Regions from separate parts of the Homo sapiens genome. Here region 2 is linked to region 1. A link is an interaction called in ENCODE POLR2A ChIA-PET data of the cell type or tissue named here. Cell type or tissue: A673. All regions are shown on one strand. Each heading gives the region's core, and the rest is flanking DNA. Links, peaks and the distances in the headings are about the cores only. Region 1 overlaps LOC105376360 (a long non-coding RNA gene). Region 2 has its middle 36 kb from the start of LINC02668.

The links. Peaks named below come from ENCODE experiments on the same cell type or tissue, not always from the same donor. Only the 100,000 strongest peaks of a DNase experiment are listed, where the experiment ranks them.
Region 2: POLR2A ChIA-PET joins it to region 1 with 13 read pairs; 3 of 35 experiments call an interaction of 5 or more read pairs at or near these places.

What each region holds. Positions count from the first base shown.
Region 1 is chr10:3,732,080-3,748,185 of GRCh38, reverse strand. The region is part of intron 1 of LOC105376360 (a long non-coding RNA gene); the gene reads right to left. Among named protein-coding and RNA genes, the nearest start is that of KLF6, 45 kb to the left of the region's middle. RefSeq lists enhancers at 5,704-5,843, 7,417-8,616. In A673, for the core only: no CTCF peak of the experiment used is centred there; DNase peaks (open chromatin) are centred at 3,745 and 7,495; H3K4me3 peaks cover 214 bases; H3K27ac peaks cover 325 bases.
Region 2 is chr10:3,285,211-3,301,316 of GRCh38, reverse strand. No RefSeq gene overlaps it. Among named protein-coding and RNA genes, the nearest start is that of LINC02668, 36 kb to the right of the region's middle. In A673, for the core only: no CTCF peak of the experiment used is centred there; no DNase peak of the experiment used is centred there.

The sequences.
Region 1 (16,106 bases), core at 2,664-10,663:
AAGTGCAGAACATTGTGCTTCCAGTGAGGCACACGAATTTTGCAACCGTGATGCAGTCCCACAAAACAATACCCAGGAAAAGGCCTTATTTTTCTCAGCCCTTGCTGTGCACGTTGTTTGTATGGAAGCGTTCCCTGATTGGCTCTGCCTCTTGTTTTGAAGTTCTGTTTTCACGGTTGACCATGCTTCCCGGTCACATAGAATACCTTTTTATTACTGCCCCTGATTTTTGTGTAAAAGAAATTTGAGTTTATGTCATAAAGTGAGTGTCACTCCTAAGAACCAAGCTTGATGAAAATTGTGCTCCTATCTGGCAAACATTCTCATTCCCGTGCATCTTTGGCACGGCCGTCTTCTTCTGTGGTGTTCAGAGTGAAACAGAGTCAACCATCAAACCGGAGGCGTTAGGACGCATTGGAGCTTTCCGGTAGTGATAAAGACACGTGTGGCATGGATGAGTTGCCTTCAGGGGAAGAACAGAGCCACCCTCTGTGTCTTCGGAAAGTTCCAGAATCTGTGTATTTGGGCTTCCCGCATGCACAGTGTGCTCAGGGACTGTGGCTGCAGGTGGTCAGATACCTAGGACCACGGGAGGAGGAAACGGAGCTTCAGGAGCAGTGCCCTCCCCCACTTTTCCTGTAATTCAGAGCCATAAATAGAGCTGGAAATGAAGCCAGGCTCCACATTGCCCAGCACATCATTCTGTGGGGATTACAGCCTCATTCACGCCGGGATTACTGCAGCAGCCTCTGAGCTGCGTCCTGGGCCAACACCGTCCACATTCCGTTCAGCTCGCACACTCGTGCCAGGCTGAGCCTTCCTGGGTGCCGCTTTCATCCCGCCGTCCCCCAGTTTGAGAAACAGAGAACATCGCGTGTGCCGACTTCATCCTGCCTCAGCCCCAGCAGCTTTATGGCGCTCCAGGGTCCCTGGCCGATGTCCTCCACGACCTGCATCCCTCTGTCAGGGACCCTGTTCTCCAGTACCCCTGCTCACCGCATCTAGGTGCACCCATGCCTGGCCACATGCTCCTGCAGACGCCCCCTGATCCTCCACCTCTGTAGACAGGGGCTGGATTCATATCAGTGGTTCCCAAGGAGACTCCACAGACCAGAAGGGAGAGAATCAGCTGTGAATTTTTACTGCAAATATTGCCATGGGTTGGCAAAGCCACCAAAAGTCCCTTCCCAAATTAAACAAAATGGGGATACGCACCACCACCCTCACCCAACACACACAAGTCTCCATTTATTTTAAGTCAAACTCAATGAAGCTGGAAAGGCTCCACATTAGTGGTGTTGCACAGCTGCTAATTCAGCCTCCCCTGGATTGTGGGGCGTGTAGGCTTGCGTGGTGTTCTGTCCAGAGGACACACGGGAATGTGCAAGGTGACCAGAAGCCTCCAGCAGGGCTGTCACCTGGCAGAAAAGTTTGAGGTCTTTGGCTTTGCTGTGTGACGATGAGCCGGAGAGTTTGGCAATGTGTGTAAGAACAGTGTGTTTAGGGTGGGTAGATATATGGGTTTAAGAAATCGATTACTCCAGATTTTATAGCCATAAGTGGACTTAGCGTCTTCATGTTTAAGGTGGAGAAATGAGCTCTAATGGTTAAATGACTTTCTTAAATGTCTTGGCAGCAGAACTGGAGGTGAAACCCGGGGATGTGGCCCCCACGCGGAGTTCCCACTGCACCGAAGTGCTTCTCTGCCTTGTATTGCACTGCAGTGTGAAATTTATACATTTAAAAATGTTTCAGTCTATACCAAAATTAGCCGAGTGCGGTGGCATGTACCTGTAATCCCAGCAAGTCGGGAGGCTGAGGCATGAGAATCTCTTGAACCCGGGAGGCAGAGGTTGCAGTGAGCCAAGATCGTGCCATCTGCACTCCAGCCTGGGCAACAGAGCGAGACTCCATCTCAAAAAAAAAAAAGTTTTTGTCTAGTTGTAAAATATACACTTACTATAAATATTAGACTGTAGGAACAAAGAACAAAGAGGAAGAAAGAAAACAATTCACCATCCAGCATTACACATAGTTACAGATCCTGTCAATTTCTCGTTCGCTCTCTCCTTTTCCTTATGTCTTTACATCAGAACCCTATCTTACATATTGTTTGAAACCTGACTCTTTCTCATAAAATATATGAATATCTTTTCAAATTAATAAACATCGCTATACACAACAACTTTTAAGATTGACCTGGCATGCTACTACCCGGCTGTAATCTCATTTACTGGATCATTTCCACATTGACGCCATCTGGAATACTTCCAATTGCCATTATCATTTTAAGGCAGGTATTTTCCTCATCAATTTTACATTTGTGTTTCCTTCACTTGTGACAATTTCCTGAGACCCTTTTGTGCTGTGGCACCCTGCTGAGAGCAGCTGTGGTGTTGCCAAGCGTCACAGGCTCCTCTCTAATTCTAACGCTCTTTCAAGTAAGGGACTGTTTTTTGGGAGGGTGCAGCACGCTTTGATGAGCTGGATATCAAGGTCTGCGTCTGTGCTGATATTTATTTACTCTTTGGTTCCTTCAGTGCTTGTTTTCAGCCCAGTGTTCCTGCTGTTTCATGGTGATTGGCAGAAGCTGCACTTCTGAGAGATGGGAGGAGGGATTCTTCTTCCTCTCTCATCCCATCACCTGCTCCAGAAGGCAGCTGGAGCAAGATGCGTATGGTGACAAGACTGTTAGGAGGAAGGAGAAATTCTAGAAAACAATGTGACATCTTCAAAGGTGAAGAACTTTGCAGCTCATGGAATTACAGTTAACTGAGAACCTTGGTTCGAATGAGTGGATGGATGACTATTGGAAATAGAATAGTGACTTTATATAAATTGAACAATGGGTGGAGATAGCTTTTGGGCATGTGAATATTGAATGCATGTGTGTTTTTGTGGATGAGTGTGGATTAGAGAGTGCGAGAATATTCTGACTGGCTGGTATGGTCCAATGGAAAATAAAGAGGGATAGTGATTGTAAGATTTTTAGGAGTAAAATTTAATATTTTTATATCATAATATAATGAGAAGCTTTATTCAAAGACTGAGATTGCTTTATTTCTAAATTTTTATTTATGTATTTGTTTACTTTATTTTTTTATTTTTTGAGGTGGAGTCTCGCTCTGTTGCCCAGGCTGGAGTGTAATGGTACCATCTTGGCTCACTGCAACCTCCACCTCCCGGGTTCAACCAATTCTCCTGCCTCAGCCTTCCGAGTAGCTGGGACCACAGGTGTGTGCCTCCACTCCTGGCTAATTTTTGAATTTTTAGTAGAGATGGGGGTTTCACCATGTTGGCCAGAGTGGTCTCGAACTCCTGACCTCAGGTGATCCACTTGCCTTGGCCTCCCAAAGTGCTGGGATTACAGGTGTGAGGCACCGCATGAGTCCTTGTTTACTTTAGAAATAGAGTTTGCTCTGTGGCCCTGGCCTGAGTGCAGTGGTACCATTGGAGCTCATTGGAGCCTTGAACTCCAGCGCTCAAGGGATCCTCCCACCTCAGCCTTCTGAGTAGTTGGGATTACAGGTATGCACCACCAAAACCAGTTTGGAATTGTTTTAATATGGCAAAGGAAGGCAGGAAAAGGAAATATTAAGCTTTCAGTCCTCAAGGTCAAGGACAAAGCCATGCTGATCACCTATCAGCAGCGTGGGGCACAGAGCTGGTGAGCGCCAGATAAAGGTTTCCTGATGCTGCTTGAATGGGATGCTTGTCCTTCCTCACTATTCACTGCAGCTACTTTATTGCTCTACTTAGTACGTAGTTAATCTAATCAGCACTATTGCGAAAGAGATTATGCTAGGCGCTGTCTTTGTTTTAACCTTCTTTCTTTCCCCATAAATTGTGACTCTGATATCGATGGTAAGATTTCAAAATGTCAAATACTAACTTACATTATTCTAGTAGTTAATTGAGAAAAATACAAAGATACAGAAAAAATAGGGAAAAGTAAAATATATAGATAACGATTCCAGGAAAGCTTAATTAAAAAAAAAAACACACAACAGGAGTTACAGCAAAAGAAACTTGGAAAAACAGAAATTATAAAAGAAATAAATCAAGAATATTGTTCAAAGCTAAAGAATATAAGCCTTTAAACTAAAAGGCTCATAAAATACCAAACAATTCAAATTAAAAAAAGAATTGCAGCCGGGTGTGGTGGCTCACACCTGTAATCTCAGCATTTTGGGAGGCCGAGGTGGGCAGATCATGAGGTCAGGATATCGAGACCACCCTGGCTAACACAGTGAAACCCTGTCTCTACTAAAAAAACAAAACAAAACAAAACAAATACAAAAAATTAGCTGGGCGTGGTGGTGGGCACCTGTAGTCCCAGCTACTCGGGAGGCTGAGGCAGGAGAATGGCATGAACCCAGGAGGCGGAGCTTGCAGTGAGCCGAGATCGTGCCACTGCACTCCAGCCTGGGCGACAGAGCAAAACTCCATCTCAAAAAAAAAAAAAAAAAAGAATTGCATTTGAACACTTGATTGGGAATGTTACATAATGAAGGTTAAATCAGAGTAACAAAAGTGTTCAAAATTGAGAATCACTGAAAAAATGATAAGAATTGCTTTAGCAGTATTGAACAAAAAATGCAATAAAGCAAAACCTTCAAATTAGTGATAGAAATTATTTTGAAACACTACTTCTTTCATTTAGTAAATCTATTTTTTATGGGCCTACCCTAAGGAAGATGTTTGTTATTTTATACATTTTTAATTTGTTAACCAACAGATTTGGATGCAATATTGCTACTCAGTGTGTTTCCAATATTTAGAGCTCTTAGAAGAGAAATCCTAAGCAAATGATCCTGTTTATTTTCTCTCCAAGTTTCACATCTACAGGAGTTAGTTTGGATAAAGAGAACATAATATTCTCATTCTGGGCTTTTTCTTTTTTCTCTAACAAATTTTCATTTATCTGTTGATATATACATGACAGTCTTGCTTTAAAAAATTATAAATTTTATGGTTTCTTTTAGGCAGGTTAAAATATTTTTGCTAACCCATTCATTCATGCATTTGTTCAGCAAGCTTTACTGAAAGCATATCATATCCCATGCATTGTGATAGGCACAGGACATGTAAACAACAACTGCATTGCTTGTCTTCAAGGACACACACACGCATATAAACACACACATATATACACACACACGTATATATACACATATACATATATATGCTCTCTATGCATGTATAGATGCAAATACATAAAATGTGCATGCATGTGTGCATGTGTGTGTGCATGTGTGTGTGTGTGTGTGTGTAGTCCTTGTCTTCAAGGTCCATATGTATATATTTCTTGTCTTCAAGGACACACACACACACATGCATATATATGACAAAAAATGTATATATGAAACTTGAAGGCAAAAAAATAGCAGGAGTTAGAGCAAAATAAACTTGGAAAAACAGAAATTATAAAATAAATGAAACAAGAATATTGTTTAAAGCTAAATAATATGAGCCTTTAAACCAAAAGGCCCACAAAATACCAAACAATTCAAATTAAAAAAGAATTGTATTTAAACACTTGCTTGTGAATGTTATGTAATCAAGGTTAAATGGAGTAACAAAAGTGTTACTATACACACACGCACACATACATGGACTACACACACACACATACATGAACACACACATGTATATGTATATGTATATATAGAGATTAACGGAAGTGGCTGCTGAGATTATGAGGACCTAGAAGTCTCACAATCTGCTGTCTGCAAGCTGCAGAGCCAGGAATGCTGGTGGTGTGGCTCAGTCCCAAGTCCCAAGTTCAAATCTGAAGACCTAAGAACCAGAAGCTCCCAACGTGAGGGCAGGAGAAGATGGATGTCCTGGCTACAACACAGAAAGAAAATTCACCCTTCCGCTACATTTTTTGTACTGTTTGGGCTCTGAAAGTGAAACTGCCTTTGCAAAATTATGACTGAGACAGTGAAAAAGATCCAACTTAACCAATTTCATCTTGCCTCTAACCTCCAAGCTGTCCTTGTTCATTCTTGTCATAGGCTGAACTAACTTTGGGAGAAACTTAGTTCATAGTTTACAGTTTAAAACAAAGACAATAACAGCCCTTTCCCAAAACAAACCTCCTTCTTGCCTGGGAACTAGGCTACTAACATTAGCCACAAGATTAGTAATTACGGTTTAGGAGTCATGCAGCTGGAGGCTACGAGATTCTGAACCTCTTTAAACTGCTTCTAAAATCCGTGCTTGAGATGTTTTGTAGACCCTGCACTTGATGAAGCAGCTGGCACCACACAGATGGATAAACTGGCCCATCTGATCTTGTGACCCCCACCCAGGAGCTAACTCAGCCCAAGAAGACAGTGATGCTCCATGATTTCATCTCCAACCCAACCAATCAGCACTCCCCAACTCACTGCCCCTCCCCACCCACCAAATTATCTTCAAAAACTCTGATCTCCAAATGTTCGGGGAGACTGATTTGAGTAATAATAAAACTCCAGCTTCCACACAGCTGGCTCTGTGTGAACTACTCTTTCTCCATTGCATTTCCCCTGTCTTGATAAATCGGTTCTGTCTAAGCAGCGAACAAGGTGAACCCGCTGGGAGGTTACAAAAGAACTGGATTATGCCCACATTGGCGAGGGTGGGTCTTCTTTACCTCCATTCACCAATTCAAAAATCAATCCCATCAAGTCAAATGAAATGCAAATCTCTTCCAAAAACACACCTGGGAATGGACTTTTACCAGCTATCTGGGCATCCCTTTGCCCAGTCAAGTTGACATAAAATTAACTATCAAAAAAGTCTTTCTGAAAAGTGGATTAGCCGGGCACAGTGGCTCACACCTGTAATCCCAGCACTTTGGGAGGCCGACGTGGGCAGATCGCAAGGTCAGGAGATCGAGACCAACCTGACTGACACGGGGAAACCCTGTTTCTACTAAAAATACAAAAAATTAGCTAGGTGTGTTGTTGGGTGCCTATAGTCCCAGCTACTCGGGAGGCTGAGGCAGGAGAATGACCTGAACCGGGGAGGTGGAGCTTGCAGTGAGCCGAGGTCGTGCCACTGCAGTCCAGCCTGGGGCACCTGGGGCAACAGAGTGAGACTCCATCTCAAAAAAAAAAAAAAAAGAAAGAAAAGTGGATTAAAGATCTTAATTTTACCAATCAAGTAAAAATATACATTGCAATATAAAATATTATTTTGTGAATCTTTTTCTGAAGATTTAAAAATTATCCAATAAATATGTTTAATCTAGATTTTATTATAACAAAAACCACTATGTCTGCTGATTGGTCAAATTCAAGACCTGTACAATAAGGATCACTAAAATATGAGCTGGCGGAGGACAGGGTTTTGGCTGCATTCTTACAGCTGTATCTGTGGCACCACGGACAGGTTTGATTTCAGTGGGTGACTTGGCACTTAGTAAACACATTCGCTGACTGAGTTGAATACTTAATTATGTGTCAGCCTCTGGATTTAACACACACTCTCTTGCCCAAATTTCACAACTGCCCTATGTAATAGACATTACTCTGCATTCCTAATACTGAGAAAACAGAGGTATTAAGGGCTTGAGTAACTTGCTGCAATTCTCCAGTTAGTGAGTGATAAAGTCAGAATGCGAATCTTTACCTAAATGCCTCCCTTGATGACCAACCTGTGAAACAGCTACTGATATCTCATGTGTACTGAAGATGAGGTTTCCTGGCTCAGCTGATAAGTCAAGTGTTTTTGGTAGGGACCTACACAATGGGATGATTCAGCTTTTATGGACTCTGCTCCTTTAGTCTATTCTGAAGGGTTATATAATGGATTTTTCTCTTTTACTAATGTGTATCATTTTATTAGTGTTTGAAGTCTTGTAAAAAGTAATATCTGAAGGATGTAAGACAGCAAGTGAGAAAGAAACAGCTCAGAAGAGACTGAGTAATGCTGAGTAATGTTACCTGAACTTCCTGCTCTGCTGGGGTTCCTCTCATACCATATGAGTGGGTAAAGGGTGAAACGAAAATCTTATCTCAACATCCTTCCCCTGTGGATGACAAACTTTGATATTTATTTTATCATCGATATCAGTGAGTCCATATTTATAAAGCGAGGAGCTCTTACAGGAAAGCATTTGTCAAATACCTAATTACAAAATATATTGACCTTCATATTCTAAGTCAAGTGATATATTTTGTATCATTTTCTGCAGAATTATGATAAAGCACAGTGTGTATAAAGTCAAGTTACCCATTATTCTAGCACTGTTTAGTGTTTATATGACACATGCCAAACATGAGAATAACCCCCGTTTGAAAATGTATTTTTTTGGTTACTTACAGCTACCTTATTTTTTTCTTCTTCTTTTTTTTTTTTTTTCTTTGAGATGGAGTCTTGCTCTGTCACCCAGGTTGGAGTGCAGTGGCACGATCTAGGCTCACTGCAAGCTCTGCCTCCCGGGTTCACTCCATTCTCCTGCCTCAGCCTCCCGAGGAGCTGGGACTACAGGCATCCGCCGCCACGCCCGGCTAATTTTTTGTATTTTTAGTAGAGGCAGGGTTTCACCGTGTTAGCCAGGATGGTCTCCATCTCCTGACCTCGTGATCTGCCCACCTCGGCCTCCCAAAGTGCTGGGATTACAGGCATGAGCCACCGTGCCCGGTCTATTTTTTTCTTCTTATAATACATGTGCATTGTAGTACATTTGAGAAACACAGAAAGGAACAAAATTTTAAAAAAATAAAAATTATTTGAAAACTTGCCATGCCCATATTGTGTCTATGAATGTTTTGCTCTATTTCTTCCTATGCCTATATGTCTATTTTAATAGGATACAATTTAGGTGATGACTTTTTTTCCTCTTAGCATTAAATCACTGGTAGTGTCTGATTTTGCTTTATCATTTCCAGATAGTAGTAGCAAAATCCATAGGGGCTGGATTCAAATAGTTACTCTGTTTAGACATTTTGTCACATAAGAGTCTTATAGTTTTCTCTTATCCTCAGTTTTCTCATGTGACTAATCATGGTCACAATATTAATTCACAGGTTTGTTGAGAGAATCAAATGAACTCATGCATGGTGAAACTTTTGATATAACGTATGACTCAAACTAAATGTTCAATAACAAGTTACTATGTAAAAAACACTTAGAAATCATTCTAATGATTGCACAATAGTTCATTATATTGATATACTTTATTTATTTAGATATTCTTTTCTTTTTAAATTTTTTTTTTCAATTTGAAAGAATTCTGGAAAAACAACAGTCTTGAGTCAATATTCTGATTATATCCTTAAGATAGATCAACAGGAATGGAATCACTATGTAAAACACTGTCATCTTTTAAGGATAGTGAAAGGAATTTGAAAATTGTTTTTAAGAAAGGCTGTAGCCAATTATACTGGCATCAGGATGCCTGTTTCACCACAACCCCAAGGTGCCAATTAAACTATGTTTTCTTAGAAAGTAATCAACATTCTTACAGAGAAATTAGACAGTGTGGATGAGAACAAGAAGAAAATAAACATCTCACAATTCATAATCACACATGAAGACTATTGCTTTTTTGTTATACACATTCTGATTCTTCCTTGCATATGTAAGAATTTTTATTCTTTAACACCATTTTATTAAAAATCTGTACCAAATAATTATATTACTTTTACTTATTTATTCTAGAAGCATTTATTTTTAGTAATAAAGGAATAACTATCTTTTTTCACATAATAAATACATCTAAGGGCATAGCACATGATTATTAAAGGAAAAATAGTCCACATAGATTAACAGAGAAAAAATTAAAATAATATAAAATTCTGCCACTCCAGAGTAACCTCTTTGCTGTGTATACTTTTATGTATTTTTTTAACTATATATTATATACAGTTGACCCTTGAACAATGCAAGCGTTATAGGCACTGACCTCTCGCACAGTTAAATATTCATGTAGGGTTTGGCTGTGTCCCCACCGAAATCTCATTTTGAATTGTATCCTGGTGGGACATAATTTAAATCATTGGGGTGGTTTCCCCCATACTGTCCTCATGATAGTGAATAAGTCTCATGAGATCTGATGGGCTTATCAGGGGTTTCTGCTTTTGCTTCTCTCTCATCTTCTCTTGCCAGCACCAAGTAAGAAGTGCCTTTCACCTCCCGTTGTGATTCTGAGGCCTCCCCAGCCACATGAAACTGTAAGTCCAATTAAACCTCTTTTTCTTCCCAGTCTCAAGTATGTCTTTATCAGCAGGGTGAAAACGGACGAATACAATTCACATATGACTTTTGACTCCCCTAAAATTTAACTACTGATAGCTGACTCCTGACAGGAAGCCTTACTGATAGCATGAACAGCTGATTAACATATAAATAAGACTAGTATCTACATATAGTTTATGTATTCATGGCATACCTTTTTCTTAATTTTTTCAGGATTTCTAGGCTAAGCAGCTCATCTGTAAGGTTTTTCAAATTGTTACAATCTCCAAAAAAGTTTTCAATATATTCATTGGAAAATCCACACACAAGTGGACTAGAGTAGTTCAAACCCATGTTGTTCAAGGGTCAACTGTACATATAAATATTTGTTTCCACAAAAATGGGGTTATACTATGTATTATTCTGGTCACCAGATTGTACAAATATTTGATCAGATATAAACAATGAACATATTTAAGTTAAATCTTTGAGTATAGCTATAATTATTATAATAAATCTTTCCAAGTAAACTTATTGGACAAAAGGATGTACTTATTTTAAAGGTTTTTAATAGGAATAAGCAAATTAGTTTACAAAAAGGTTGTATTAATTTGTTTTCCACCAATAGTGTAGGAGGCTGTTTACTTCCTCATATGTGGGACAACATTGGATACTATAACTTATTTTTAATATTTGACTTTTGATGGGTGAAAATAGTATCTGGTATGTTATAGTTCTTTGAATGCTATTGAGGCTAAATAATTTCATATATATATATATATATACATATATATATTTTTTCTTTTTTTATGGCCATACGGTTTTTTTTCTAAATTACTTGTTTATATTCTTTGCCCATTATGCTATTGAAGTGTGTGCCTTTTCAAATAATGTCAGTCATTTATAGTCTAAGAATGTTAACTTTTTCCTATCATATATGTTGGAAACTTTCCTCAAATTTTCTGTTTGCCTTTTAGATTGTTTATGGAATTTCTAGGTAAAGGAAATTGTAAATTTTAAGCCTCTTATTATTTCTGTTAAGTCAACTTTCAAAATAAGCTTGGGAAAGTAAGTGGTGTTGATCTTTAAAAATAAAATAAAAAGAAAATCTCATTGGCAAATAGCATGTTCTAGGCTGAGAGTTTTTTATTCTTATTTTTAATCCTCTTTCAACATTTTTAAATGAATAAAAACGGTGCAATAGACAACGTTTGTGCCCCATTCCCCTCCAAATTCACATGCTGAAATCTTAATCCCCATTTAAGAGGTGATTCGACCATGGGGACAGAGCCCCCTATTGGGATTAGTGCCCATATCATCAGGCCCCAGATGGCTGCCTCACCCCTTCCGCCTTGCGGGTACACAGTGAGCAGTCACTGTCTGTGAACTGGGGGGCCAAACTCTCACTAGACGCCAAGTTTGCCAAGAGCCTAAAGTTTGGACTTCCCAGCAGTTTGGTTCCCCCAGAACCGTGAGAAATAACTATGTTGTTTATAGTCCAGCCAGACCATGGTAACGAACCAAAATAATCAGGTGAAGTAAACATCACTGATGGAGGGGTGGCAGAGGTATTTTCTGAGCTGATTGTATAAATAGTACCCTCCCTTCTTTTGGTTTTAGCTAATGAAGCAGGCTTCTTCTCTCCTTGGTTCACCCCCAAATCAGTCAAGAGCATGAGTCCCATTGTTCTCTTGGGACGACTTGAAAAAGGTGCAGACTCTAGCAAGCGGTGTGTGTGTGTGTGTGTGTGTGTGTGTGTGTGTGTGTGTGTGTGAGAGAGAGAGAGAGTTGTTTGTAAAAGACTGGTGACATAACCCCAAGGTAATAGACATCTACATGTCTGTGTGTGCTTGCTTGGTGACTGATTGGTTCTTTGAATGATTTTAATCATAATTTCCACATTAGTATGCCAGCATTATTATGAATTAAGACATTTATTTTAAAGATGCTCTGCCGTGAGGTAGGCCGAGGTGTGGAAGCTTCCTCTGGTTTGTGCCCACATGGAGTGGGTAATTCTGTAGGTTAGAGCCCCATCTTTCCTCATTGTGATGACTTCAAAACTGGGGTGCCACTCTTGTTGGATGGATTTAAGCCAAAGTTTCAGGAACTCTGAATGGGTCAAAATGAGGCTCTTTGCCCCACATCAGTTTCTCCAGACTTGCTTTATTAGATGATGTTATAATAAACTTGAATAATTCTGATTATAAACAAACTACCAAAGCCTTACCACTCCCCACTCTCTGATACCGAGTTATTTCTCCTACAGGTGCTCCCCAGCTGCCTCCTCACAGCATTTGAGTTTGGTCTTGTAGTTTGGTCTTATTGTCTTGTACATGTGGTGCCCAAAGAGATGTTAAAGCCAAAAACATGCTTAGAAGAGTGTCAGAGCAGGTCATCAGACAAGTGGGGCACGGCGGGGGGACCCCTGACAGGACGGACAGCCTGGGGAGACTCACATAACTCTGGAATGAAGACTGCAGAGAGGGACGCCTTTGAAAGGCCACAGTGGGAACAGGTGTTCAAAGAGGCAGGGCGAGCAGGGGGCGGGCAGGTGCATGGAGCAACAGCCGGCACAGTTGCTGGATGGGCAGGCTGTGTCCACAGTCCCTCCTACCAAGGCGCTTTGGGGCGTCACTGGCATCACCAGCCTGGGACAGACTGTTGTGTCCTGTGGTGGGGCCAGGCTGTTAACAGGGGCCGTGGGCCCAGGGTCAGTGTGTGTCTCCTCCCAGTGTCACCTCCATGCCACTGCGGCAAAGCTCCTGCTGTCTCACTGGGATTGTGCTCCTCAGTTGTGAATTCCGGGCACCCCTGTGCATCCGTGGCTGCATCAGAAACATCCCAGGAAGAGCAAGGCAACATCCCCAAGACATGAAACCCTCACCATCCTAGTTTAGAGAGAGAGCCTTACGTGCACATTGGCTTGAGTTCCCACAAGAGATGTCCTGACAAGGGGAGAAGCACGGAGTTCTGTGGCTTCTTATTAATGACGTTTCCAGAAAAAAAAAGAATAGCAAATAAGATGGCCTAGTGACATTGGTTCTAAAACAGGGGCGTGTCAACAGTTATTTCTATAGCGCTACCAGCTTAAAGTTTTATTTTAAACACAGCTTTAGGAACAGTCTAACGGTTGTGTATCAGTTAACTGCTACGGTAACTTAGTGGCTGGAAGTCACCACTCATTTGATTTCCTCGGGAATCTGCCATTGGGTCAGGGATAGAAATGGCAGCTTGTGTGTGCTCCATGGCACAAGCAAGGGTGCTGGGTTCGAAGGGGTTCACTTCCAAGATGGCTCAGACACAGGCAGGCAGCCCAAGCTGGCTCCCAGAATGGAGGCTGGATCTCAACAGCAAATGACTCTAGAAGTAGGAGGTGAAAACCCCTATTTCCCAAAGCAACAGGCCCCGAGTCACTTCTGCTGCGCCCCGTGTGTCTGGCCATCAATGTGAGGGGACAAAGCTTCACCTCATGATGGACTGAGTGGCAAAGGATTTTGGAGGTGCTTTTAAAACTTACGACTATGGGCTGGAGTGTGGCTGAGTCTTGTAGCCAGGTACAGATGCTGGCTCTGCAATGACAGCCCCGTAACCTGCTCTGCTTCCCAGCCATCCTCTGCAAGACCTGTGTTCTCGTCTGAAAAATACTTGCACTAACAGCACCTAGCTGGTCAAGTTGCTGTGAGAATTGGATGAGATCATCAAGCCAATGGGCTTAGTATCTGGCACATTGCAAGCTTTCACTATATCTCAGCTATTCTAATTTTTAAACAGAGATGGATAATTTGGTAAATGTTTCTTAAAGATGATTTGCTACTGTGGTTTCCCCATTCTTATTCTCTCTCTCTCTCTGGTCCACAGTCAAGTTCTGTGAGTAGGGAATAGGTGAGGCTGGCTGATATGTGCAATTTCTCTTTCCTAAACTAGATGTAAAAAAATGTAATGATGTAAAAGCTTCTTTGACAAATACGTATTAGAGTGAAATGAATTATCTTTAGAATCTGTATCATCCAATTCTTAACATTCTTAACTGGGCCATAAAATCCTCACACTGTTGGCTGGGATACTTTGTGTGTGAAACCAAACAATAATGAATAATTTTACACCTCATAGAACATAAAATTGGCTGGGTGTGGTGGCTCACGCCTGTAATCCCAGCACTCTGGGAAGCCAAGGCCAGTGGATCACCTGAGATCAGGAGTTCAAGACCTGTAATCTCAGCACTCTGGGAGGCCAAGGCCAGTGGATCACCTGAGATCAGGAGTTCGAGACCAGCCTGGCCAACATGGTGAAACCTTGTCTCTACTAAAAATACAAAACTTAGTTGGGTGTGGTGGTGCATGCCTGTAATCCTAGCTACTTTGGAGGCTGAGGCAGGAGAATCACTTGAACCTGGGAGGTGGAGGTTGCAGTGAGCTGATATCACACCACTGCACTCCAGTCTGGGCTACAGAGCAAGACCCCATCTCAAAAAAAAAAAAAAAAAAAGAACATAAAATCGCGGTATGTTTTACAGATTATCTTTATCTGAACTTTTTAGTAACACAGTCTAGGAAAAAAAATGACTTTTCTAATATAAAAAGTAGTGGAAAAAAAAAGAAAGCCAGGAACCACAAATACAAACCTGTAATTCTAAGTGTGCATTTCCATGAAGGCAGGGAGGGTCAGATTTAGTGAAGTACTTGGCGTGTCATTGGCTGGTGTTAGTATATCTGGTGATGACTGTGAGGCTGGAGCTTCTAAAATGTTGACAATTAAAATTCCCTGTAATTTAAAATATTAAAAAAATAAAACCACATATTTCTACTGGAAATATCAAGTTCATTTCTAGATGATCACTTTTCCCTAAAAGGTTTATCTCCACGTTTAATTTGGGTGCATAATGAGGGAAGAAATGCAATGATTCTTTAATTCATGAAAAGTTGAAGGAATGAAGACATTTTTGGCAAGGGCAGCATTTTTATTCTCTGCATTTTTATTTTCTAAAAAGCATGACTCTCTACTGCCACTTTTCTCTATTTATTCATTCTTAAGAATGATAAGATACGAAATGGCCCTAGAAAATCTTTGTTCTTTATATTATTGAATTTTAGTTTCAAATAACATTTTTACTATGTAGTCATCTCATCTGGTAATTATCATGCTGTTTTTATTGACTGTATTGTGATAATACCTAGTCTGTGAAATTTAAAAAGACTTTCTCCTACAACGTCTGCTGGATAATGAGGTGGCACCACACACATAGAATATTTCTTTATAAATCATCATTCTGACATTTGGGAAAATAATCTATATTGAGCAATCATGTTGCCTAAAGTAGTGATGATACAGAACACAAAACACTTGCTTTTCCCTCTGGGCTGATAGCTTTCCTATCAGCATGCATAATTCAACAAGAGAGAGAAGAGAACTAGGTAAAGGACATTCAAAATTGACAGAGGATTTTTAATTGAGTAAATGAGAGATAAATTTCTGGATGGAAATTGAATATTATAAATGTATTAGTCTGTTTTCATGCTGCTGATAAAGACATACCCGAGACTGGGCAATTTACAAGAGAAAGAGGTTTAATGGACTTACAGTTCCACGTGGATGGGAAAGCCTCACAATCATGGAGGGAGGCAAGGAGGAGCAAGTCATGTCTTACATGGATGGCAGCAGGCAAAGAGAGAGAGAGATTGTACAGGGAAACTCCTCTTTATAAAACTGTCAGATCTCATGAGACTTAATCAGTATCATGAGAACAGCATGGGAAAGACTTGTCCCCATGATTCAGTTACCTCCCAGCAGGTCCCTCCCACAAAACGTGGGAATTCAAGATGAGATTTAGGTGGGGACACAGCCAAACCATATCAATAAAGGTATAATTTTTGTCTATATTATGTCATATGTAATTTTAAACAAGATCTAAATGAATTTCCTCTGGAATCTTTATAAAT
Region 2 (16,106 bases), core at 4,571-12,570, 450 kb after region 1:
AGGTGTGATGGGAGAGGAGCAGAGGTGTTTGCTACATACCTCATTAAATAAAATACTTATTTTAAAAATGAACAAATAAGGCTTTGTAACATCGTTTTGGACCTCCATGTGTAGTCACCTCGTCACAAAGGTATGGCCTCCATTGCTTCGGATAACAGATTTCTAATAATCAATAATAACAATACAATTGTTATTGCAATGAGAGTGCTGTTTTGGACACGTGTCTAAGCATTCTAGATAGGACCAGCAAACTTGAGGAAAGTAAGTTTGATTGATTCTCTTCATCATGAGCGACGCTGTCCCCACAGGAGCTAAACGTGTCAATCGAGCCGTGGTAATCAGCATCAGAGAATGCCCACTGAGCTGCGTGGAACATTTTGGAGAACAGATGAAGGTTTCGTCCTTGCCCACCGGGAGCTTATGATCTGCAGCTTAAATTATTCCCGTTTGTTTGGCTACTCGCTGTTTCTCTGACTTTTGCCAAATTCATCTACACGTGAAGCGAATTTGAAAAATGGAGCATCCAGCGATTTCCAAACAGCTCGGGGAAAAATCCTGAGCGGGGAACGATGGACCAGGTGCCATTGCTGAACCCGCTGTAGCAACCTGCTGTGGACGGCGACACAGTCAAGCCCAGATTCCCACCCGTCAAAAGGCAAGCAGGTGCTCAGAGCCACCTGTGCTTTTTCTTTCTTTTTTCCTTCCGATAATGTAGCCAGCCAAAGTAGCTTTAAATTAGTAATGAAATCAAAAGGTTTGCAACCAAGCACCTCCTAATAAGGATGTCTCTCCGAGTCTGCCATGGTTTGCACTTGCCCCAAGTTCCACACACCCTACTTTGAAATGCTAGTTCATACGAATGTCACATCTACAAAGAGAAAAATTCAGGAAAGTGAGTTATTTTTGGAGTAAATTTTGCTCAAGAGAAAGGTTATCGTATAAAGTCTGCCCGTATCAAAGGCAAGATTCATGTTCAGACTTGGCTTTGCGTTGCGGCTGGTGGTACCAGTTACGAGGACGTCCTACTTCTGTGAAGCCTTTTTTCCTTCCTTGCTTCCTGTATCTTGCTTGCAGGCATTCATCTTACTGTGCCGAGTGCCCTAATGCTTAGCCTGCAGGAAATTCTTTCTATATTATGAACTATTTCAGTCATCAAAAAAAATAGGGCAACCTAATAAACACACAATCCGGTGCTTAAAACATCAGTCATGTTTTAAAATCATTACAACAATATTTTGCATCATCACCCATTCTTATTAAAGAAATAAATCAGTGTAGTTACAATTCAAATCTCCCATATGTATCTCCCTGATTCTTTCATTTTATCCTTCCTCAAAGATATGTATTGTCATGGCTTTGGTATTTCATTAGCTCCACCAATGCACTGAGGTTTTTACCGTGTATGAAAGTACATATCTCTGAATAGTAAATTAAACTCTACATATGGCATAATTCTAAAAATGTAATTTTATGTCTTGTATTTTTCATTCAACATTTACTGTGATTTATGCATATTAATATGTTAAACTCTCATTCACTCATTTTAACTACTGAAAAAAAATCCATCATATAAAAATGCCAAAATGAAGGTACCCATTCTGCTGCCCAAGGATGCTTGAGCTATTCCCAGCACCTCTCCATGACAAGGAGGGCTACAGCAAATGTTATTCCATGCATCTCATCGTGCACCTGCATGAGAGTTTTTCCAGGGGACATAACATACCTAGAAGTGCAATTTGGGGTCATGAAGTGTGCACCTTCTCTGTTTAAATATTGCCAAATTGATCGCCAAAGAAGTGGTATGATCTCATGGTAAGCTCTTGATAAATATTTGTTAGGCAGACCTAATGTATCTCGGGAAAGCAAACACCTCCACCTCCAGCCTAGCTAGGTCATATCTGGGCAGGTAGCAATCAAAACTTCATCAATAATCTTTGCAGCAGACCTCTGCCCACAAAAGAAGACCCTGACATGAAGCTAGAAATACTTAAGATTTCGTGCGATGGAGTGTTTAATCCCAGCTTACCTGATATGGCAGACAAGTGATTAACCAGCTGATGTATATCAAAAACCAATCTATCTGAAAGTCAGCCCACTGTGTTACATAATTGGGCTGCATTCTGTAACGTTTAATTAGATTGTCGCTGGCCAGCCCCTAGAGTTTTATTAATTTAATGACATTGAAATTAGATGGTCCTAGTCTTGTTGTGAAAACACTTCTGCCTGTCTTTGAGCAAGAGCATCTGTGCTCTTGAGTGCTGCCCAGGAGACCGGCCTTGCTACCCAGACCTCCCAGGATGAGAACCCTCACCCCAAGAGCAAGCCACATGGGAATGATGGGCAGATGCCCAGAGGGAGTGAGGAAGAGATGTCACCCTGACACCTTACGATCAGGTGCAGAGGCCTGTGACACAGCAGACTGGGGTTACCTTCTGCAGCAAACGTGAGCCCCACACTTGCTACTGTCCATGCAGCCTAGAGCAGCGTGGGTCACCTCTCCTGGCCTCCGTGTCCTCATCTGTAAAAGGGGGATCGTAATAATACCTACTTCATGGGTGCATTGTGAGAACCAAAGGAGTCAATGCTTACAACAGTGCCTGGCGTGTGGCAAGTGCTACCCCAGCGTCTGCTCTGACCATCCCTTTGTGTTACCAGGAAGGTGAGGTGTGTGAAAAGCAGCATGTTCTTATACCACAGGTGTGGAATTAGAAGTGCATGGAGCAGATCAAAGCAAAGCTTCCCCCACACTCCGTTTTACTCATGTAGAGGAAGGACAGGGAACCCCCAGTGCCCCCGCGCCCCCCTCCCCCATCTCTCCAACAGTCAGGCAGAAATACCCACCCACTTTGTGAGGTCCCCCTAGAGCTTCGGGCTTCACGGACGCCTTTCCCTGTGACCCATCGCCCCTAACATTGGCCATACCTTTCTTGGCTCCTGGCTAGATAAGAAGTTACACTTGTTCAGAGCTTTGCAAACATGAAAACCCTTTTTATATGTTTTATGCTTTGTGCTTGATCTTTTTCACCTACGATGTTACAATGTTACAATCCATTTCAAATCTTTACAGGGAGGCTGAATAAGAATTGTCTGCTGCATTTCTGAACAGTCTTATTTCCCATTTCCACCTCTGCTGTCTGGAAGAATGACTTTTTTTTTTTTTTTTGAGACAGGGTCTCACTCTATTGCTCAGACTGGAGTACAGTGGCACAATCACAGCTCACTGCAGCCTCAACCTGCCAGGCCCATTCCATGCTCCCACCTCAGCCTCTCAAAAAGATGGGACTGCAGGTGTGTGCCACCATGCCTGGCTAATTTTTTTTTGTATGTTTTGTTGTTGTTGTTGTTGTTGTTGTTGTTGTAGAGATGGGATCTTGCTATGTTGCCCAGGCTGGTTTGAACTCCTGGGCTCAAGAGATCCACTGGCCTCCCAAAGTGCTGAGATTACAGGGGTGAGCCACTGCCCCTGGTCTAGAGGAATGACAGTTTGATGGGAGAGTCAGGTGCCCCTAATAGCTCAAATGACCTCTTTAGTCTTCAGCCTTCCAGTGTGGAGAATGGCATAAGGAATCTCACTCAACAGCTCGGCATGAGCATCCAAGATATTCACGACTATCAAGACCACATGAGCCTTTTGTGTGGTAGGTGTCCCCCGCCCACGTCCTATTCTTGCTGCCTCCTGTCTTGCAGGCTTCTTACCTCTCCAAATCCCCTTCTAGGCAGCAAAATCGCCTGAACAGCCACGGAGCCCAGCCTCACCTTAGCCATGCAGAAAAACCGCTGCAGATATACGTTTGCTCTTCTTCACTTTCTTCCTTTCTCTCTCTGTATTAGTCCATACTTGGATTGCTATTAAAAAAAAAAAAAAACCTGAAACTGGGTAGTTGATAAAGAAAAGAGGTTGAATTGGCTGATGGTTCCCCATGCTATACGGGAAGCATGGCAGCTTCTGCTTCTGGAGAGGCTTCAAGGAGCTTTTACCCCTGGCAGAAGGCGAAGCCGGAGCAGGTGTCTGTCATGGCAGGAGCAGGACCCAGAGAGAGCGAGGGGGACATGCTCAGACTTTTCAACAGCCAGATCTCGTCATGACTCACCATCAGAGCAGCACCATGGGGACGGTGCCAAACCATTCATGAAGGACCCACTCTCCGATCCAATCACCTCCCACCAGGCCCCACCTCCAACACTGGAATTACAATTCAACATGAGATTTGGGTGGGGAAAAGATCCACACCATATCACTCCCCCTCCCTCCTTCCACAAATAAGAAATGTTTATTACTTACTTAATTTTTGTTTGGGATTCAGCGAGTCCACGTGCAGCTTTTTTACACGAGTATATTGCATGATGCTGAGGTTTGGGCTCAGGTGAACCCTCCTCCAAATAGTGAACATAGCAACAGATTGTTTTCGACCCTTGTCTTCCTCCCTCTTTGAGAGTTGCCAGCTTTGTGCTCACATGTATCCAATGTTAGCACCTCTAACATGTTTCTCTGAGTTGCCAAGCTGAGGACACAGGGTGCCGAGGCCACTCCACGCGCCGGCCTCAGGCCTGACCTCGGCAGCATCTGGAGGAAGAACGGGTTTGAAGGATGCTGAGGGCTCGTGTGGCTCTGTTCTGGACACTAAGAGAGTGTGTGTCTGAGGGCGCCGAGAAGGAGGGACTTGGGGAACAGCTCCATGGAGCGAGTCTGTTTAGAAAAAGAACTCTCTTGGCCAGGCGCAGTGGCTCACACCTGTAATCGTAGCATTTTGGGAGGCAGAGGTGGGCGGATTGCCTGAGCTCAGGAGTTCAAGACCAACATGGCGAAACCCCGTGTCTACTAAAATACAAAAAAATAGCTGGGTGTGGTGGTGCATGCATGTGGTCCCAGCTACTCGGGAGGCTGAGAGAGGAAACCTCAATTGCTTGAATTGCTTGAACCTGGGAGGCAGAGGCTGCAGTGAGCCGAGATCATGCCACTGTACTCCAGCCTGGGCAACAGAGCAAGACTCTGTCTCAAAAAAAAAAAAAAAAAAAGAAAGAAAGAAAAAGGAAAAGACCTCCCTCCACACCGTATACTTCTCAGGGGGCAGCGTGGATGACAGAGACGTCATCCTTGGATCTCCAGGGCACACACCCCATCATCTGTTCCTAAGATGCTTCTGTCGCCCTTTGGCTGCATTCGCCGTTGGGTGGGAGCAATCACACCTCTAACGTGGCTGCAGGTGTCACCTGCATCGCAAGCACATCCTCACTCCTGGCATCTCTTTCTGTGTTTAAGTTTCCTCCAGGAATGTGGAGGAAATTGACTGACTTTCTCGCTTCCTAATTTTCTCAACTGGACACATTACCGGGTGTCACACAGGGTAGTGGTCATGAGTCATGCTCACGAAGGGCCTTCGATGGAAGGAACTCTTTTCATACGCATGTCTCATCTCTCGCTCTTTCAGATTCCTTGTGAGAGACTTCATGTAGAAAGGATAGATATAAATATTCTTGAGGGCTCTGATGTTGTACGAATACTGATCTATCGCTTTGTTAATGATACCAGGGTTCATGATTTCCATCCTGTTCTCCTGACTCACTGCATCCTGGTGCCCAGCCCCAGGGCTATTGAAGGGATACTTATCTTTCAAATTAGCACCTTGTAAATGAAAGGGGAGGCTCATGCGTCTCAGTTGTGCCTGCCAGGTGTGGTCAGCATTCTCGATTGAAAACAAATGCTGCCTTCTAGACAGATGGCGGCACCCAGGGAGGGGTGGGAGAACAGGAGCCCTGGCTTTTAAGAATGTCAGGGTGCAGTTCTGAAAATGTTGAGGGTCTGATCTTTACTGAATGGCAAAGAAACGCTCCCTGAGAACTGCTGTAAGAAGAGCTTCCATTCCCTTATCCTCGTTGATGCCAGGTCTGGAGAGAACAGATTCCTGTTTTCACTCACAGCAGGTGTCCCCAGTGGAATCAAATGAACTTGCCGCCATTACTCACTCGGACACTTCATAAATGGAACAATTAAAACCCAAATAGCATACAGCATGCTTCTATTTTGTTCACAAACTTTAGAAAACCCTGCTTGAAAACTTACAGTTCTGTTAATATATCTGGAGAATACATAAGACTGAACGTCATGTGGCTGCTCAAACAACGATTTTATTTGCCTTTGTTGTGTTTGTTTGTTTTGTGAGACAGAGTCTCACTCTGTCGGCCAGGCTGGAGCACAGCGGTGGGATCTCGGCTCACTGCAACCTCCGCCTCCTGGCGGGAATCAAGTGATTCCCCTGCCTCAGGCTCACGGGTAGCTGGAACTACAGGCACCTGCCACCACACCCAGCTAATTTTTGTATTTTTAATAGAGACAGCGTTTCTCCATGTTGGCCAGGACGGTCTTGAACTCCTGACCTCAGGTGATCCACCCACCTCAGCCTCCCAAAGTGCTGGGATTACAGCCCTGAGCCACCGTGCCTGGCCTGTCTTCATTGCCTTTGAAAAGCCCCAGATCCAGCCTTCTAGCACAAGAAGGTAAGGAGGACGCTGCCCGTGAAATCCAGCCCTTTTGACTTCTTGTTTAACTCCCAGAGTTTCTTATAAGACCTCCTCAACTGCTTGGCAATTGTGAATTGTTCTTTTTAGTTAAGGCCTCTCCTTTCATGTCGTTCTTTTGTTTTTGTTTTTCAAAATTATAAATGAATGTTTCCCCTTTGAGGAACCATGACAAATATGCCTGACACCTGGACACACGGTTTCTATGAGGAATGGCCTTGCACCTGCAGCCGCTCTGTGACTCGCTGTCCTCGGGTCCCTGGAAAGGACAAGCACTGCTCATGCCTGTGTTTTCAGGGACCTCAGCATTGCAGCCTCAACACCCCACACGGGCGTGGTGAATGGCTGTTCTTTCCTCTTTCTTTTCTGGAAACATCTGTGGTCAATTTTTTTTGGTGGCAGAAACCTTCATTTTGTGATTAACAACTCTGAGGCAGTAAAGGATTTGGAAGGAAGATCTGTTCAGGATTTAAAGGACAATGTACAATATCATGTTACTGGAGAGTCCGTTGTGGCCCGTCGTTTTGTAAATAGGACTTGAGTTTTGCTTTTTTGGCTCTGTCTTTCGCCTTTCAGCAAGCCTCTCACTTTCTGTCTTCCATGAGTCATTGCAGCAAGAAAAATGTTACCCTTAAAATGCCCTCTTTTCTGAATTTTTTTTGTACTACAGTTAAGGGAGCTGCTTTCTTCTCTTGTTCGCAATGTCCAAAAGGAAAAGTCAGCACAGCAAAATGGCATTGAAACGCCTCCGCCTCTTGATTTGCTGCCATTCCCCTTTATTCTGGGAGGGCTGGCAGAGCTGGAATGTCACCAGGTCCCCACTTGTCCTCGTGGTTGCCGGTGGGTCTCCAGCAGCATGCCAGCGAGCTTCCAAAGTGCCCGCCTAGAGGGCCAGGTTTCCTCATGTCTCAGCCTCCTCCCTTGCTGTGCGTAGCCAGCGTCGGCAGCCACAGAGGCAGCTGCTTCACTCACTCCTGCACTGGAGGGGAGGCAGAGGATGTTCCCTGGAGCCACCCAGCCAAGTGTGGCGGGTCATGGCGCAGCCCCCCAACTTCCCACCTGGCCAGCATTCCTCTCCACTTCCCACTCTAAATTAGACTCCCCTCACTAGGGAGGAAGACAGGACACATTGGGAAGGGGCCCCAGGGCAGAGATGACTCGGGCCTGCCTCTCCCACCCTCCGGAGTCACGGTTCTCTGATGCCAGGACAGATGAGCTCCAGCTCTCTCTCCCATCTTCAAGGAGCATCTGAAACAAACAGGAACTTAGATGGGTTTCTTTATGCTTTCTTGTGACATTGAAACACCCTGCAGAATGCATGTGGTAGATCAAGACTGTAAATGAGTTTCTTCTGCAGTATCTTCCTTTCGAATGTATGTGGGTCTTTGTGTGAGTGTGTATCACAGACATCATTAGTGAGAAAAGCTTTGGAGAGCTCATCACAGCTAGTTCTTTTCCCCCAGCATGCAAAATAGATCACTGAGCCAGCTGTTTATGGGAAATAATTATTACTCCCTGACAGCACCTAGGATTACAGGGAGAAAACTTTTAAGAAGAAGGCACCCAATTTCAGAAGATTTTGCTGATTAATTTTCTCACCACTTCCATTCAGTCTGCTTGCTTGCTCCAAAAATGGGTTTCTAAACTGGAAAAAAAAAAAAAAAAAAAAAGAGTGAATACATAACAGAGCATGTTTCCCAGGCAGCATTTTGTAACAGAACAATCATTTCCAAATGTCTCCTCTCCAGTTATAACGTCTTGAACCCTCTGCCACTCAGCCCCTTCAATGTGAAAGGGCTTCAGGCCTTCACCCGATCACATCTTTTGAATAGTAAACACAGAGACTGATGTGTGTCAAGGAAAGCACACTGAGAAATGTCCTTTCCCCCAGATTGCAGAGTAGAAAAGCAGTAACTGTGATTTATGTTGCTATTGTTCACAGTGCGCTCCCTGTTTATAGTTCATTGCATAGAAACAACCCGTCATTTACCAGAGAGGCATGTGAAGATGCGTTCATCCAAAGGAATGTTCCCTAAAAACAGTCTGTGCCTCCAGTGCCCCACCCCAGCACAAGAACGTGCACACACACACACACACACACACACACACACGTCAAGTCGAATACCATCTTGAATGAGCAAAAATAGCGTCCACCTCCAGGAGATATTCACATTTTCTCAGTGAGCTTTCTCAAGCCAAGCCTTAAATTGAGCTTGGAATTTCCTGGAGCCCTGGAAAGGCACTGGCCTTCGATTTAGCTCCACTGACCTTTGTTTAAGACATCTTCCCAGAGTCCCAGTTTCCTCATCTCTGAATTGGGACGATATAATCTGTGTACCTCTCACTTGGTGAGGTTCTCATGAGGAATAAAGGAGATGATGGCTTTAAAGTTCCTTTGATAACTTTTACGTTGTATTTAAATATTGGAGGTTTACGGTTTTTTAGAAACATTTGAAGCAGCATCTTCAATTGGAAGTATCTTCATTTGAAGTAGGGATATCTTATTTTTGACAATCCATGTACTAAGACGTTAAAATAACTTACATTACAATAATTAATCCACTTCTGTTTATTCCCTATCTGAATAGTAATTGCATCTTTACCAGCTGATGTGAAGCAAACTGTATGCCATTTGTCTTTACTTGGCAATAATCATAACTTATACATAAGAGGTCTTACTACTCGATAGACATCCTAAGTGTTTTCACAGATTCCCTCATCTGATCCTCTCAAATCTTATCAATACCATTCACAGATTCACTCCTTTGATCCTCCTCATATCCTAGAAATACCATTCTTCCTCTTTTGCAGCTGGAGAAGTCAAAGCTCAGGGAAATGAAGTAGGTTGTTCATGGTTCACAGGTAGTAAGTGACAAAGCCAGAGTCTGAATTCTGTTTTTTTTTTTTTTTTTTTTTTTTTTGAGACGGAGTCTTGCTCTGTTGCCCAGGCTAGAGTGCAGTGGCATGATCTCGGCTCACTGCAACCTCCATCTCCAGGGTTCAAGTGATTATCCTGCCTCAGCCTCCCAAGTAGCTGAGATTACAGGCACGTGCCACCACAACTGGCTCATTTTTTATATTTTTAGTAGGGATGGGGTTTCACCATGTTGGTCAGGCTCGAACTCCTGACCTTGTGATCCACCTGCCTTGACCTCCCAAAGTGCTGGGATTACAGGCGTGAGCCACCACGCCCAACCCCAGAATCTGAATTTATAACCAAATGCTGTGGGCATCCATCATCTTATTCTCTAGTATCAAAGGAAATCTGAATGAGTGTGGGAATTTCCAAATTGCCTTATAATTACTCAAATTAATTTACTGCTTGTAACAACTTTCTCAAAAGAAAAGCAGGTAGTGTTATTCTATTTTAGAAAAAAAAAACCTTAAAAATGAGATCATATGTCCAAAGTAATCCACTAGTAGCCCTGAGATTAAAACCGCTGCCTCTGATGCTTTGGTTTGCGGACAATGACCCACTGCAATGGTGAATTATGTGCCACCTTATTGTAAGTGGTAGAACAGAGAATTGGGGTTTCCAGGAAGATGGCCTAGCTCAGAGCTCATGCCTGAGGCCCCACCTGCCCCTGGGCTAGTGGGTGCTCCATGCCAGGCACCTGGGTAGACTTGAGCTGCTGTGTTCTGCTCAGACTATACAACTGTATCAGTTGGAATTGACTCAGGAAAACTGACCTTGTACAGAGGAAGGGGTTTCATACAGGAAAACAGGGCTTACCCCGCTGTTGGAGGGCCAGCCCTGAGGCCAGAAAGGGACCTTTCTGATCTGCACATGTGGAGGCCACAGAGAGGCTTCATCTCAGGAAAGGGCCCAATGGCCTTGGACAAAGCTCCACGTGCCTCATCTGCTGAGACCCTATATCTGCTAAGGTCTCACACCTGCTGAGACCCCACGCCTGCCGAGGTCCCACGCCTGCCGAGACCCCACGCCTGCCGAGACCCCACGCCTGCCGAGACCCCAGGCCTGCCGAGACCCCACGCCTGCTGAGATTCCACACCTGCTGAGACCGCATGCCTGCTGAGGTCCCACACCTGCTGAGGTCCCACATCTACTGAGGCCCATCCCTGCTGTGGCTGCATAGCTGCCTGCATCCACCCCAGAGCCTGTGGCTTCTCCCTTCTTCCTGCCTAAGTGGGTCTGGAGACAGGGGTGTGGACAAGGCCCTGGGTTCTGAGTCCCGCCCTCAGGCCTGGGAGTGGGGACAGGTGGCACCTGTGTCAACACCAGCAGGCAGGAACCTGGGTTCACCTTTGGGACCCCCTGCCCACCCCAGGTGAGGGCCAGCACATGGCAGCCTGGCCTCCCAGGACTCAGGTCCTGCCTGGGGAGAATCCGCACGCGTGGTGTACTGCCATTGCCTCCAGATGCCCAGCCACATAGCTGGAAAGAAAGGAGCAACGATTTAAAATAATCACAGTGAAAACTCATTGAAAAAAATGCTGTTCACTGTGGACGGCCACATATAGACTGCAAGCTAGACCATAGATTCTGGTTATATTCTGTGAATATTTATTGCACTTTCTAAATGCCAGGCAAGTTTCTAAGCACTGAGCATACATTCCAAGAAGATATTCTAGAAATCCCCACCTTCTGGAAGTCACCTTCCACCAGAGGCCGTCAGATAATCAGAAAATAAATATATAAAATGTCAGGTGGGATGTGTCCTAGGGGAAGATGAATCAGGAGAATGGTAGGATGAGGCAGGAGGTAGGAGAGGTTGGCGGGGGCGGTGATGCCTTACGGGAGGGCAGCATGACATTTGAGGAGTGGCGCAAGGAAGGACACAGGCCTGTGGATGTGCGATGGAGGACGTCCCCTGCAGAGGGAGTGGCTGGAAAAAGCTGGTGGGGACAGAGCCGGTAGACGGTGGGGTGGGGCTGGTGGGACTCGCCACTGGAATGCTTGCAGACTGTGACACAGGTTTTGTGTTTTGCTTGGAGTGAGGTGGGAAGGCACCAAGAAGATCTGAGAGGAGAAGCGAGGGAATCTGACCAGAGATTTAAAAGGATTGTGCCTATGGGGCGCCGTGGCTCACACCTGCAATCCAACACCCTAGGAGGCTGAGGAGGGAGGATCACTTGAGCTGGGGAGGTCGAGGCTTCCATGAGCCCTGTTCATGCCACTGCACTTCAGCCTGGGTGACAGAGCAAGACCCCGTCTCTAAAAAACAAAGCAAAATGAGTAAAAAAGAAAGGATCGCAGGGATGATTGTGTTGACAACAGAACCCAGCAGCTGCCTCTAGAAGGGCCCTGTGTTGGGCTCGGTGCTCTCCTGGGCAACCCTGAAATCCTTAGTCATTTTTTAAGGAGAGGCTGGTGTTAGTGCCCAGGGCTATAGACCAGGCGGCTTCCCCAGAAGACACTCATTCTTTCCTTCTCGGGGGGGCTGGATCTGAGGTCAGGGTGTCCGTGTGCAGGGGCTGCCTTCTCACTGTGTCCTCACAGGGCCATCCCTCTGTGTGCATCTGGGTCTTAACTGCCTCTTTTTATAAGGATGCCAGTCCTGCTGGGTGAGGACCTACCCATGCGGCCTTATTTTACCCAAATCACATCTGTAAATGCCCGGTCTCCAGACGCAGCTACATCTCGCAGCCCTGGGAACAGGCCTCTGTGTATGAATTTTGGGGGACACCACTCAGCCTGACGATCCCTCTGTTCTGAGTATTTGGGCCTGGGCAACTGGAAGAGGGGGGACCCTGGTTATTAACTTGGGGAGACCAAGTCCAGCTTTCCTGGATGGAGGGGAAAAATGGGAGTTTCTCCCCTCTGAGTCCGAAACAAAATTGTGCAGTTGTCTAGTGGAAAACGGACACAGGTGTGCTGTTCAGGGGAGCAGGGGAGACGGGGACGTGACCTGGGCGTAGACTTTAATGGAAGCCCTCTCGGTGGTGGAGCATGGAGAAGCCTCGGTGTCAGAGCATGAGGAGGAGCAAGGTGAGTAGCATGTGTGCAGAGGGTGCACCTGCTGAAGAAACCAGGGACTGCTGTGTCCCCGACACCAAGCAAAGGAAGGTGTTAACAGAGGGGCCTGAGGTTGACGGTGGCCGTGGGGGCCTAGGGGACTAGGATGGGGACTGTCCCCTGGATCTGGCTCTGATGGTCAGTGCAGGGGCAGCGTCCGCCTGGACGGGAGAAAGAGCCCAGAGGGGAGGAGGGGAGGAAGGCTCAGGCCGCAGCTGCTCATCTCAGCAGGTCTTTCCTCCAAACTCCTCCTGGCTCACAGACTCTCAGGAAATCACACCAGAAAGCAAAGGAGAGTGCCATTACTCTGGAGGCCATTTGATTAAGCCCACTCTAATTGTTTGTTAGTTCCCAAACAGCAAATTTTTGTATTTTCATTATTAGTAGTTAAAAATTACTTGGATACTCCACGGTTGGCAGAGTTATGCAGACGGTCTCACCTGCGGGCTGCACGCAGCCGCTCCGTGGCGCACACATGTTCTGCCGAAGTCCACGTTTCCGTGCAGCCCTCACCACCTGGACGCCAGGGCGGCGCGGGGGAGCCCTCACCTCACGCCTCACCCGGTGTGGACGTGGCACCTGCTCGCTGCCCCTCCCCTCTGAGCAGCTCCGTCTGCACACTGCGTAAGTTTGGCTGCAAGGCAACAAGGAAACTAAGCTGGAGTCCGGCGTGGCATGTTGCCAGGGCCACCGGCAGGACAAGGAGCAATAAAAGTTGAATTTTAAAAAACAGATAAATAATGTATGTGTAGAAAAAGGAAGAAACCAGGTACAGAAGTGCACGTAGGTACCGTATCCACAGATTGAACACACATGTGTGCAAATACGTATCCCCACACACGTGCACACACACATACATACACACACACATACATACACACACACACACACACACACGTAGCTGTCATGTAGAAGCCACTGTTTTTTCAGCTCCATTTGTGACTTTTATCATAACACACTGCCCTCCAGCGCAGCAATGCCAGGTCTCTTATAAATATTTATGGCAACCTTTAGCTCTTCGGAAAGCAGCTCCTTCTGCCATGTGAGGCGCTGCTCTGAGAGGTGACAGGGGTCCCAGGCTTCTCCGCTCTGCCGTGGCTCACAGGCTGTGGCACCTCTCCATGGACCAGCTCCGGTGGGACGGGTCCTCTAGTTCACTGCCAGCAGGGTGACGGCGGAAACCCTGAATGCAGCGATTTTGAGAAGCAAAATCGGCTGTCGTGTGTTTCTTTTAGGAACTGCATCGGTGCGGTTGTGATGAAACCATTTCGCATTTACTGAGTGTGCACGCACTCAATTACAACACGAACATGTGAAACCAGAACAACGCACAGGAGGAAGGTTGGACATCAGAACTCTCTGTACCTGCTCTGCAATTTTTCTGCAAATCTAAACTTGCTCTGAAAAACAACATCCATTTTATTTATTGATCGATTTGATTTTTCTGTAGATACGGTGTTTCGTCCTGTTGCCCAGGCTGGTCTTCTAGGCTCAGCCATCTGCCCAGCTCAGCCTCCCCAAGTGCTGGGATTATGGGAGTGAGCCACCTCGCCCAGCCTAAAATCCATTTTAAAAAAACATGAGAAATGATTTGCATTTGGGACTGAAGAAGAATGAAAGGCACCTGTAGTTTTGACGCCAAGAAAGCCTAGTTATACCTTTATTTTATTAACCTACTATTCACCAGGTTTCTGAGTGTGGTTTCTCAGTGTGACCCTAACCCGTCTTAGGAGAGGCGGTGCTAGGAACTGCTATAGGGGGGCACAGCAGGTGGTCCCTAAAGTTGTGATGCTCAAGAGATTCACAGAATATCTGAAGAAAAAAGACACGTTTGTTTTTGCATTTTCTGTGGTTTTGCTGTTGTTGTTCATCACAAAGTTTGCAGGTTTGCTACAATTGTGAACATTCAGAACAAAACACAGAATAAGATAAAAATCATCAGCTATGCAATTGTTTGTTTTTTAAATACACATTCTCAAGATTTTGGTGTTGCTTTTTCTCAGGATTTTTCTCTGGGAACATGTTTATCTTTTCCTGTAGCTGGAATGACACTCAATTTTTAGTTTGGGTTTCTTCTTTTATTCATCATTATCCTGTGGCAAGTGTTTCCCCAGGGTATGAAATATTATTAAAAGTACAGACTTTAAGGGCTGTTTTGCTGTTTATCACGTGTATCATAATGTATTTAATGCTCCCCATCTTTTTTTGAATATTTAAGTAGCTTTCTGGGTTGAAATCTTGTAAATTACACTGCAATAAATGTGTTTATCATTGGTGCACATATCTCTACATTTCTAAAGGCTGAAATTATTGGGTCAAAGGTGAATTTTTAATGCTCTTGATAAATATTGCCAAACTGATCCCTTGACAGATTTTGATGCTATACCACCAACATTGTTTTTAGAGACAGCGTCTCGCCTTGTTGCCCCGGCTGGAGTGTAGTGGCAATCAGAGCTCATATCATGTCCTGGACTCAAGCACTACTCCTGCCTCAGCCTAACACGTGGCTGGGACTGCAGGTGTGTCCCACCACACCTGCCTAATTTTTGTATTTTTTTTGTAGTGAAAGGATCTTTCTATGTTGCACAGACTAGTCTCGAACTCTAGCCTTAAGAAATCTGGCTGGGCATGGTGGCTCACGCCTGTAATCCCAGCACTTTGGGAAGCCAAGGAGGGCAGATCACGAGGTCAGCAGATCAAGACCATCCTGGCTAACATGGTGAAACCCCGTCTCTACTAAAAATACAAAAAAAATTAGCCGGGAGTGGTGGCAGACACCTGTAGTCCCAGCTACTCGGGAGGCTGAGGCAGGAGAATGGCGTGAACCCAGGAGGCGGAGCTTGCAGTGAGCAGAAATCACGCCACTGCACTCCAGCCTGGGAGACAGAGGGAGACTCTGTCTTAAAAAAAAATAAATAAATAAGAAATCCTCTTGCCTCAGTCTCCCAAAATTCTGGGATTACAGATGTAAGCCAGCACACCCAGCCACATTTAACAATTTAACAAATGAATATTAATAGCTCATCTTTGTTTATATTTGAATATCTTTGATTATTATTGAGGTTAGGTATGTTTCCACTGGAGGTCTGACCACTTGCAATTCTTTCATTAATTGTCTATTATGACAATTCTTGACAATTTTCCCATATATCTATTGAAACATTATTTTCTGTCGTTTCGACTTGGCAATAGTTCTTTACACACTATGCTAATTTTCATCTCTCTTTTCCACTCTGATTTTAATTACCATGGTAACCTGGTTGTTTATAAATTTGCAAATAGAACTGATTTTAAAAACCTGTTCAAGGAAGGAATCTTGAAGGTCATCAAATATTTTCATTTGTATATTTTTTTTTTTTTTGAGATGGAGTTTCGCTCTTGTTGCCCAGTCTGGAGTGCAATGGCACAATCTCACCGCACTGCAGCCTCTGCCTCCTGGGTTCAGCGATTCTCCTGCCTCATCCTACCAAGTAGCTGGGATTACAGGCACGTGCCACCACACCTAGCTAATTTTTGTAATTTTAGTAGAGAGGGGGTTTCACCACGTTGGTCAGGCTGGTCTTGAACTCCTGACCTCAGGTAATCCACCTGCCTCAGCCTTCCAAAGTGCTGG